Linked DNA regions of Homo sapiens: region 2 is linked to region 1. A link is a loop called in an ENCODE intact Hi-C map of the cell type or tissue named here. Cell type or tissue: heart right ventricle. All regions are shown on one strand. Links, peaks and the distances in the headings refer to the core of each region. The heading gives the core; the rest is flanking DNA.

Evidence for each region. Hi-C counts contacts between places; a loop is a spot of excess contacts. Peaks named below come from ENCODE experiments on the same cell type or tissue, not always from the same donor. Only the 100,000 strongest peaks of a DNase experiment are listed, where the experiment ranks them.
Region 2: a loop joins it to region 1, with 2.3 times the contacts of the local background. A loop is called at or near these places in 3 of 110 quality-filtered maps.

Annotation. Positions count from the first base shown.
Region 1 is chr13:39,801,830-39,807,217 of GRCh38, reverse strand. No RefSeq gene overlaps it. Among named protein-coding and RNA genes, the nearest start is that of MIR4305, 140 kb to the right of the region's middle. RefSeq lists an enhancer at 2,935-3,551. In heart right ventricle, for the core only: no CTCF peak of the experiment used is centred there; no DNase peak of the experiment used is centred there.
Region 2 is chr13:39,911,571-39,916,958 of GRCh38, reverse strand. No RefSeq gene overlaps it. Among named protein-coding and RNA genes, the nearest start is that of MIR4305, 250 kb to the right of the region's middle. In heart right ventricle, for the core only: no CTCF peak of the experiment used is centred there; a DNase peak (open chromatin) is centred at 2,838.

The DNA of each region.
Region 1 (5,388 bases), core at 246-5,245:
CACACACACACACACACACACACACACACACACACCACAGTTTCTTTATCCACTCGGTCATTGATGGGCATTTGGGGTAGTTCCATAAATGCACAAAAGTGCAGTGGCATATTTGCAATTGCAAATTGTGCTGCTATAAACATGTCACACACCCTTTTATAGAGAGTATTATCCACCAAAACCAGGGAATAAATCAAGCAATAAATTAAGGAAGCTGTGGCTCCAACAATGGAGCTGGGAAGGGAGGGTCCTGGATGGCCACTGGGTTGCTGGAGATGAGTGCATCCAGATTAGAGAGAGAGAAGGTGGGCCCCAGGGAGATTTCCAGGAAAAAAAGAAAATTAATGGGCCATCTGACTTTTTTATGTGATTTTTTCTGGTATTACTATCTTTTTATTGTGGTTAAGTGTATAGCATAAAATGTACCATTTTAACTATTTTTAAGTGTACAGTTTAGTGGCATTAAGTACTTTCATATTGTTAGGCAACCATTAATGCCATTGCCAGAACTTTTCCATCTCCTCCAACTGAAACTTTCTGTCTGTTAAAGACTAACTTTTCATTCCACCTCCTCCCAGCCCAGGGCAACCACTATTCTACTTTCTGTCTTGATAATTTTGAATACTTTAGGTACCAGATATCAGAGGTATAATCATATGATATTTGTCTTTTTATGACTGGCTTATTTCACTTAGCATAATGTTCTTGAAGTTCATCCATGTTTCTTTTTTTAGGCTAATATTTCATTGTATGTAGATACCACATTTTGCTTATCCATTCATCCATTGATGGACATTTGGGTTGTTTCCAGCTTTTAGCTATTGTGAATAATGCTGCAGTGAACATCGGTGTAGAAGTATCTGTTCCAGTCCCCAATTTCAATTCTTTTGGGTATACACTAGAAGTAGAATTGCTGGGTCATATGGTAATTCCATGTTTAATTTTTTGAGAAATCACCATGCTATTATCTACAACAGCTCCACCATTTTACATTCCCACCAGCAATATACAAGGGTTCCAATTTCTCCACATGCTTGCCAACACTTCTTATTTTCTGTTTTCTTGATAATAAGCAACCTAATGGGTGTGAAGTGGCATCTTATTGTACTTTTCATTTGCGTTTCCCTAATGATTCATGATATTGAGCATTTTTTCATATGCTTATTGGCCATTTGTATATCTTATTTGGAGAGATGTCTATCCAGGTCAGGTCCTATGCCCATTTTTCAATTGGGTTGTTTGTTTTGTTGTTGTTGAGTTGTATGAATTCCTTACATATTCTGGATAATAATCCCTTATCAGATACAAAATTTGCTAATATTTTCTCCCATTCTGTGGGTTACTTTTTCACTCTGTTGATAATGTCCTTTTCTCAGAGGCATGTGAACCAGAGCAACTCCATGTTGAATAGGAGCTGGGTAAAATGAGGCTGAGACATACTGCATTTCCAGATGGTTAAGGCATTCTAACTAACAGGATGAGATTAAAGGTCAGCACAAGATACAGGTCATAGAGACCTTGCTGATACAACAGTTTGCAGTAAAGGAGCTGGCCAAAGCCCACCAAAACAAAGATGGCAATGAGAGTGACCTGTGATTGTCCTCACTATTACACTCCCACCAGAGCCATGACGGTTTACAAATGCCATGGCAACATCAGGAAGTTACCCTCTGTGGTCTAGAAAGGGGAGGCATGAATAATCCACCCCCTTGTTTAGCATATAATCAAGAAATAACCATAAAAATGGGCTGCTCTGTCTATGGAGTAGCCGTTTTTTAAATTCCTTTACTTTCTTAATAACCTTGTTTTCACTTTACTCTATGGACTCACCCTGAATTCTTTCTTTTGTGAGATCCAAGAAGCCTCTCTTGGGCTCTGGATTAGGACCCTTTTCCTGCGACACCAGTCTTTCACCTCCGCGGTTAAGTTTATTCCAGCATTTTATTCTTTTGATGCTATAATAAATAGAATTGTTTTTAAATTTCCTATTTGGATTATTCATTGTTAGCGCATAAAAATGCAACTTATTTTTGTGTGTTGATTTTGTATCCTACAACTTTGCTGAATGTATCAGCTATAATCATTGCGTGTGTGTGTGTGTGTGTGACATGTGAGATCATATGTTCTGTGAACAGAGCTACTTTTACTTCTTCCTTCCAAAGTGAAAATGAATTTTTAATTTCCTTTTATTGCCTAATTGTTCTGGCTAGGACATTCAGGACTATATTGAAAGTGATGAAAGTGGTGAACGCAGGCATGCTTGCCTTGTTCCTGATCTTGGAGGAAAAGCTTTCAGTCTTTCACAATTGAGTATGATGTTAGCTGTGAGTTTTTCACATATAGCGTTTATTATATTGAGGTAGTTTTCTTCTATTCTTCACTTCCTGAGTGTTTTTATCATGAAAGAATATTGAATTTTGTCACATGCTTCTTATGCATCGAGAGGATCATATGCTGTTGTTTTTCATTCTATTAATATGGTGTGTTACATTGACTGATTTTCATATGCTGAATGAAAGGTCACAATTGATAGACCTTTAGCTAGAATGACTAAGAAAAAAGGAGAGAAGTCTCAAATAACTAAAATCAGAAATGAAAGAGGGGACATTATGACTGATTTTACAAAAATAAAAAAATTATAAGGAAGTAACAATTATATGTCAGCAAATTAGATAACCTAGTGAAATGAACAAATTCCTAGAAACACAGAACCTACCAAGACTGAATCATAAAGAAATGAAAAATCTGAATAGACCTAAACTAAAAGGTGATTGCATCAGTAATCAAAAACCTCTAAACAATGAAAACTCAGGAGCAGATGGCTTCACTGGCAAATTCTACCAAACATTTAGAGAATAGTTTATACCAATCCTTCTCAAACTCTTTCAAAAAATTAAAGAGGAGGGTACACTTCCTAATTCATTCTATGAGTCCAGCATTACCATGAAACCAAAACCAGACAAAGGCACTACCAGGAAGGAGAACTACAGACCAATATCCCTGATGAATATTCATGCAAAAATTCTCAATAAAATACTAGCAAACTGAATTCAACGGCATATAAAAAGGATTATACACCATGAACAAGTGGGATTTATTCCTGGAATGCAAGGCTGTGCCAACTAGACTGCACTGTTGAGTGCCCAGATTAAACCTTATTTCTGGGTGTGTCTGTGAGGGTGTTTCTGGGTGAGATTAGCATTTGAATCAGTGGACTCAGTAAAGTAGATGGCCTTCCCAGTGTGGGTGGGCCTCATCCAATCCACTGAAGATCTGAATAGAACAAAAGGTGAAGGAAGGATCAATTTGCTCCTTTTTCTTGTCTGCCTGCTTGAGCTGAGACATTGTTACCAGAAAGGGGTCCCAATCCAGACCCCAAGAGAGTGTTCTTGGATCTCGCACAATAAAGAATTCAGGGCAAGTTCATAAAGTGAAAGCAAGTTTATTAGGAAAGTAAAGGAATGAAAGAATGACTACTCCATAGACAGAGCAGCCCCAAGGGCTGCTAGTTGCCCATTTTTATGGTTATTTCTTGGTTATATGCGAAACAAGGAGTGGATTATTTATGCCTCCCCTTTTTAGACCATATAGGGTAACTTCCTGATGCTGCCATGGCATTTGTAAACTGTCATGGCGCTGGTGGGAGTGTAGTAGCCAGGACAACCAGAGGTTACTCCTGTCTCCATCTTGGTTTTGGTGGGTTTTGGCCAGCTTCTTTACTGCAATCTGTTTTATCAGCAAGGTCCGTCTGACCTGCATCTCATGCTGACCTTTTATCTCATCCTGTAACTAAGAATGCCTTAACTGTCTGGGAATGCGGTCCAGCAGGTCTCAGCCTCATTTTACACAGCCCTTGCTCAAGATACAGTCACTCTTGTTTGTACATCTTCTGACAATGTCAGTCTCCTGCCATTGGTTTAGGATTTACACCATCAGCTCCCCTGATTTTTAGGCCTTTGGACTTGGGCTGGAATTACACTACAAGGTTTCCTGAGTTTCCAACTTGCAGACAGCAGGTCTGCAGTTCTCAGCCTTCATAATCATGGGTGCCAACTTCTGATAATAAATCTCCTTTTATATTTACCCTCTGTCTCTCTCTCTCTCTCTCTTTCTGTCTCTATCTATCTGTCTTTAATTTCCCTTTGGTTCTGTTTCTCTGGAGATTCCCAACTAATGAAATTTTAATCAAATACAAAAACAGTACTCAGAGGCTATGCCCCCACTTCATGTGACTAATGTCACAAATCATATCTTTATAATACTATGTTATGCTCATTAACATAGATTTATAATTATTTATTACATACTTATCTCTTAAATTCTGTATAAAATAAAAAAATTAGTTATAAACAAAAATTACAATAATACTGTTGTTTTCTATTTATCCATGTATTTACTTTTACTGAAGAATGTCATATTTTTGTATGGCTTTAAGTTTCTGTCTAGTGTTTTTTCATTTCAACTTAAATAACCCATTTTTGGCATTTCTGGTTGGACAAGTCTATGGTAATGAATGCGTTCAGCTTTTGTTTGGGAATATATTAATTCTTCCTTCTTTTTTTTTTTTTCTGAGACAGATTCTCTCTGTGTCACCCAGGCTAGAGTGCAGTGGCATGATCTTGGCTCACTGCAACCTCCTCTCCCTGGGTTCAAGTGAGTCTCGTGCCTCAGCCTCCCAAGTAGCTGGGACTACGGGTGTGGCCGCCACACCTGGCTAATTTTTTTTGTAATTTTAGTAGAGACAGGGTTTCACCATGTATGCCAGGCTGGTCTCAAACTCCTGACCTCAAGTTATCCACCTGCCTGGGCCTCCCAAAGTGCTTGGATTACAGGTGTGAGCCACCTTGCCTGGCCTTCCTTCATTTTTGAAAGACAGTTTTGCCCTACACAAAATCCTTCGTTGATTTTTTTTCACTCCAGCAGTTTAAATATATAATGTTATTCCTTCTGGCCTTTAAGGTTTCTGCTAAGAAATCGACTGATAATCTTACTGAGGCTTCCTTGTACATGGTGAACATCACTTTTCTCTTGCTGCTTTCAAACTTCTCTGTCATTTGCTTTTGACAATTTGATTATAGTGTGTCTCATTGTGGGTCTCTTTGGGTTTATCCCACTTAGCGTTCATTGAGCTTCTTGGATAACATAGCCATGCCTTTCTCCTAATTTGGGACGCTTTCAGCCATTATTTCCTCAAATAATCTATCTCCCCCTTTCCCTCTCTTTCTTCTCCTTCCGCAATTTTTACAATCCTGTGTTGGTCTGTTTGATGGTGTCTCATAAGTCTCATAGGCCCTATTCACTTGTCTTCATTCTTTTTGCTCCTCAGACTTGATAATTTCAAAAGATTTGACTTCATGTTTGCTGATTCCTTCTGTTTGTTTGAGTCAG
Region 2 (5,388 bases), core at 223-5,222, 110 kb before region 1:
CTCAGCCTCTGATTTTACATAGGTTATGTAAGGTTTCCTTGAACCTCAAGTTTCCAAATCAAAATAATAGAATTATTGTTATCTTAAAATAATCAAAAATGTATTTTTTTTGGACTAACTGGTTAATTCGTAACTGCAAGTTCAAATATTCTCCGAGCCTCCTGGATGCAGTTACAGCTTCTAATCATTTTAGCTTAAATTTCAAACTTCTATAAACTTGGAAGAAAGGATAAAAATACTAGGACAACAAAGGCCAAACAGAGGTGGCTTTATTGACAATATAATGTAATTAAGATTTTAAAGCAACCATCAGACAGTTAAGTTTAAAAGCTACAGAGGCCCAAGCACTTTGCTCTATGACTCCAATTCAAAGTCATGACTCAAATATCTCACAGCTTCATAACCTTATCATTGCAAAAGTTTCAACAGGGTGACTAGATGATGGAGTCAGGAAGCTTGAAGAAAATCTCCTGTATGATGAAACCAAGGCCCTGAGAATTCAATTGACCAAGATCGAGTTGACTTTGTCAATGAGCAACAGCTCCCAGATCCGGCAAGTGAAGTTTTGATGCTTGGTATTCAGGTAATAGGTACATGGTTTGATAGGTCATTTAATTGTTAACACCATTAACCAGATTTGATTAGTTCTTTTAATTCTTTGAATTTAAGACCACGGGAGTCCTCTGAGTCCAGCCAACAAGAGGGCAAGGAAGGGTTGAGAAGGCACATTCATTCCTTCAGCTCTAAAGGGACTTCATTCCCACCATCATTTCATTTGCAAAAGCAAACCACATGTCTCCATATGGATGCCAGAGGCTGGGAAATCTAGTCTCTAATGAACAATCACTGCCACCCAGTGACAACTCTATACCATGGAAGGGGAACATTAATTTTTGAAGAGCATCTAGCCATCTCTGTGGCATTCCACTCTGTCTTTCACATTACCCTGATTCTTTCATAGTTTGTATCATGATCTAAGGATAGGGATAGCTCAAGATCAGGTTGAGGTACAGTCATTCCTTGATCCAGTGGATTAAACAACATCAGCAAGATTTTTTTTCTCTCTCCCCATTTCCTGGCTTGTTTTTTTCTTCGTTGGCTTTCTTCTCAGGCAGCTCTCCCCATATGCTGGCCATGATGGCCAAAAGCAGTTTAGATTGTGTCATCTTTAGAGCAAGTAATCTCAGAAGAAAAAGAAAATAATAAAAGCACCTCTCTGTCATGATACCCATAGGAATCTCTGAAAATAAATCTGATTGATCTTACTTGAAACATGTGCTCACCATTGAACTAATTATGTCCAGGAGCAAGAGTGCTCTGTTCAGCCTCCCCTGTGGCTGAAGAGGTAGAGTCATGGGATTGATTGCTCAACAGGTCTTTTGGGAGGAGAAGTTTCTGAAGGGAAAGATGCTGGACATAAAATAAAGGACCAAGTAATGATAGTGAGTAAGAATGGGATGTAAAAGGGCTGCAACTTGTGAATTTGCTTATTATTATTCCTATCATTGTTAGTTCTCCTCTAGTTTTGAACAGCACATATCTGCTCATATATTTCTGATTGTACGTCTATAAGAAAAGAAAAACTATTGTTCTCATTTTCTCTCATTATACTATAAACTTTTCTAGGTGAAAGACCATGTCACTCCTGTTTAACAACTTTAAACAATAAGGTGTTACATAAAAAATAAATGCCGACCAATGTTCTGATAAGAAGACCAGTTAGAATACATGCAAAACTAGATTACACTGTATTTCTTTCCACTTTGGAGGATGGTGTTGATTTGGTGGGGGGTCAGCTTTTCACGTATCTTCCTATATATGTTCATTCTGTCTACTATGAAGACTGCAAGTTTCTTAAAGACACTAGGAAGGTCAGAACTATGTACTCTTCACAGGTGCCAGACCTCTGATTCTTTTTTCATATCTGTACCATTTGGATAGTACCTAAACTGAAACATTGATTGAATAATTACTTAGTTATTTTAGTTATTCAAGAAAAATTATCATTACCATTGTCAGTATTAAATATTAGCACCTATGATATGCCATAGGCACTGGGTTAATCCTTGCGGATGCAGCCAGTAACAAGGCATGTCCTGCCTTCCCAGCACTCATAGCTGCTGGGTCAGACCAAATCCCAAACAACAGAGAGTGATGACTCTTAGGAAAGAGGACTCACAGGGGCCTATGGACACATACAACCAGAGACGACACCTGGTATAAGAACACAAGCTCTGCCAGTTTCCTAGGGCTGCCATAACAAATTACTACAAGTTTGGTGGCTTAACCAACAGAAATTTATTCTCTCATGGTTCTGGAGGCTTGAAATCAAGGAATTGGTAAGATTATACTGTCTCCAGAGGCTCTGGGGAGAATCTGGATTCCTTATGTCTTCTAGCCTCTGGCGGTTGCTGGTTTCTTTGTCTGTGGCCACATCACTCCAATCTCTTCCTCTGTCTTCATGTGGCCTTCTCCTCTGTAGGCCTTCTCCTTTATGTACCTCTTATGAGGACATTTGTCATTGGATTTAAGGTCCACTTGGATAATCCAGGAGAATTTCTTCATTCAAGATCCTTAGCTTAATTACATTTGCAGAGAACTTTTTTCCCAAATAAGGTAACATTTACAAGTTCCAGAGGTAAAGATGTGGATATATCTTTTTTGGGGGTACCAGTCAGCCCACTGTAGAGGGCTGGCCTTCCAGAAGCTAGTCAACATGAAAGTTGAGACCTAAAATATGAGTAAGCGTCTGGGGAATCAAGTTTGGAGGAGTGTTCCAGACTGAGAACAGCGTGTTCAAAGCCTAGAGGCAACAGCATGGTGTAATCAAGGAACTGAAAGAAGTTCCTGTTTGGACTTAGCTCAGAGCTCTAGAGAAATAAAATAGAGACAAGGCTGGAGAGGGAGGCAGGAGCCAAATTGTGTGTAAGCCACATAAAGGAGTTTTGTGTTTATCCTTAGGCAATGGGAAGTCATTGAATTTTGTAAGAAGAGGAGAGATATAATCAAATATGCACTTTTGGAAGATCTCTGGCTTGCATATGGAAAATGGATTAAGAGAAACCTAAAGTGGAGGCAGGGGACCAGTGAGGAAGTTACTACCTTAGTTCGGGAGAAAGAATGAAAATGGTCAGGGGAAGAATAGCGAGAAATACCAAGATCCAACGTGTATTTAAGGTAAAGTTGGCAGAATACGCTGATCGATTAGAAGTGGAGAGGAGAGAAAGATGGGGAAGTATCAGGAATGATACTCGACTTTCTGAGTGTCACGGGTTGACTTGTGTCCCCCCCACAAAATGCATATGTTGAAATCCTAACCCATGGTGCCTCAGAAGTGACCTTATTTAGAGACAGGGTTTTTACAGAGGTAATCAAGTTAAAATGAGGTCATTGTGGTGGGCTCTATTGCAATATGACTGTGTCCTTATAGAAAGGGAAAATCTGAAGACAGACGTGCACACAAGGAGAACACCATGTGAAGATGTGGGCAGACATCAGGGTGACGCTCAACATGCCAGGTAGCCCCAAAGATTCTAGCAAACCACCAGAAGCTATGGCAGAGGCATGAAACAGGCCCTCCCTTCCATTCCTCAGAAGGAATCAACCCCACTGAACCCTTCATCTCTGGCTTCTAGTCTCCGGGACTGTGAGACAATACATTTCTATCATTCAAGCCAGTTAGTTTGTGGTACTTAGTTATGGCAGCCCTAGCAAAGTAAGAACCTGGGGACACTGGGTGATACCATCTGTGGAGTTAGGGAGCACTGGAGAAAGTGCCACCTGGGGAAGACTGATGCCGTCACTTACCAACTGAGTAATTTTCCAGCTGCACATTTAAAAATTGTTTTTCTTCATCTGAAATTGAGGTAATATATAACTTAAAGCAAAATCAGTTCCCAAATGATCAAGCAGCTATATCATTTGAACTAAATCAAGGTTATGTTGTTACTTGAATACAAATTAGAGGGAAAGTTTTAAAGAGAAAAACCATAATGTTTTCATTACTTTTTACCTCAAAGCAAAGAAGACATTCTTGTCCCCCAGGTCATTATTTGGAGAAGTAGGCTGAAGGAATATTCTGATGTCTGCTCTTCAAGTAGGATACTAATTAGTCGGAATCACTTGAATTTATTTAATCTATGTAGTGTTTCAAATAAGTGAGATATGTGATTACAATAAAATATCTGTCAATACAAAGCAACATTTTTATTAAATCTGTTTATACCAAGTAAAAGAACATCAGTGCCTAGCCCAGTACTTGCCATAGAGTAGAAGAAACTCAATAACTCTTTGTTGAATGAATAAGTAAATTATATAGTCATCAAACATTAACATTGGAAATGTAAGTGCAAGATTATCTTCACTAGTAGTTTTCAGATAATTTTTAGCTTCAGAACTTCTTGTTCAAAGACTTCTTGCATGAAGCTCATTACACAAAACTGATGAAACAAAACTATGCTGGTTAAAGCATTGTTAGAGATTCATTGTACTGAAACTCCACAATCTCCCTCCTCATCAATCTTCTATTGAAGTAGAAATTTTAGGGCCCTAATAGAGAACATTTTTGAAAAGTACTGATTAGAGTTCCAGCTATACATGGCAAACTGTCTCTTATTTTCGAAATCCCTCCTGAACCCCACTAACAGAATAACAAAGAACTTTGATTTTTTAAAGTTATATTTCACAAGGACCAAGAGAAAGGTAGAGTGCATGAAAGATTTCAGCAATTTTTTGAAACACAGAAAGTCAGTGAAGGAGCAGAAGGGAGGAAACTACCAGCTAAGTACTGGCAAAAGATGTACTAATTTGACGGCAGAGCCCTGAAAGGCTCAGGACTGGAGGCCCCTGGTGCCACAGAAGGTGGGAGTGAAGTACAGGGCTGGAAATAGCATTAGTCAAAATCAGTGAACAGAGCCATAGAACTTCCAGAATGTGCTGTACACCTGCACCCAGGTGACCATAACTCTTCAGGATACCAGAGGAGTTTCCCCAGAAAATGTTAATAAGGCTCTGAGATGGAGACTTGAGGGCTCCAGGTACCGCTATAGAGAAAAAAAGAGAATGAGAAGGAGGTAAATGAAAATCTGTAATCTGAATGGTGAAGCCCTTAATCTTTTTCTTTCCCTTCTCTGGTCTCAGAATATCAGCAGCCAGCCTGAACACTGAAGCCTTCCAGGTAAGAGATTAAATAATTTGTCTCTTGAGAAACTGCGTGACCCAGAACAAAGACCTCCACTGCATGCTGACATTTAGGAGCCCCTCAAATAAAGAGCAAGGTCCATATCCACTCACCTTAAGGTGAATTTCATTAAAAGTTATGCAAGAAAGTAATTATACAAGAAAATTTCTCAAACTTAAAAATTCAAGTCTCCAGTTTGAAAAGCCTCT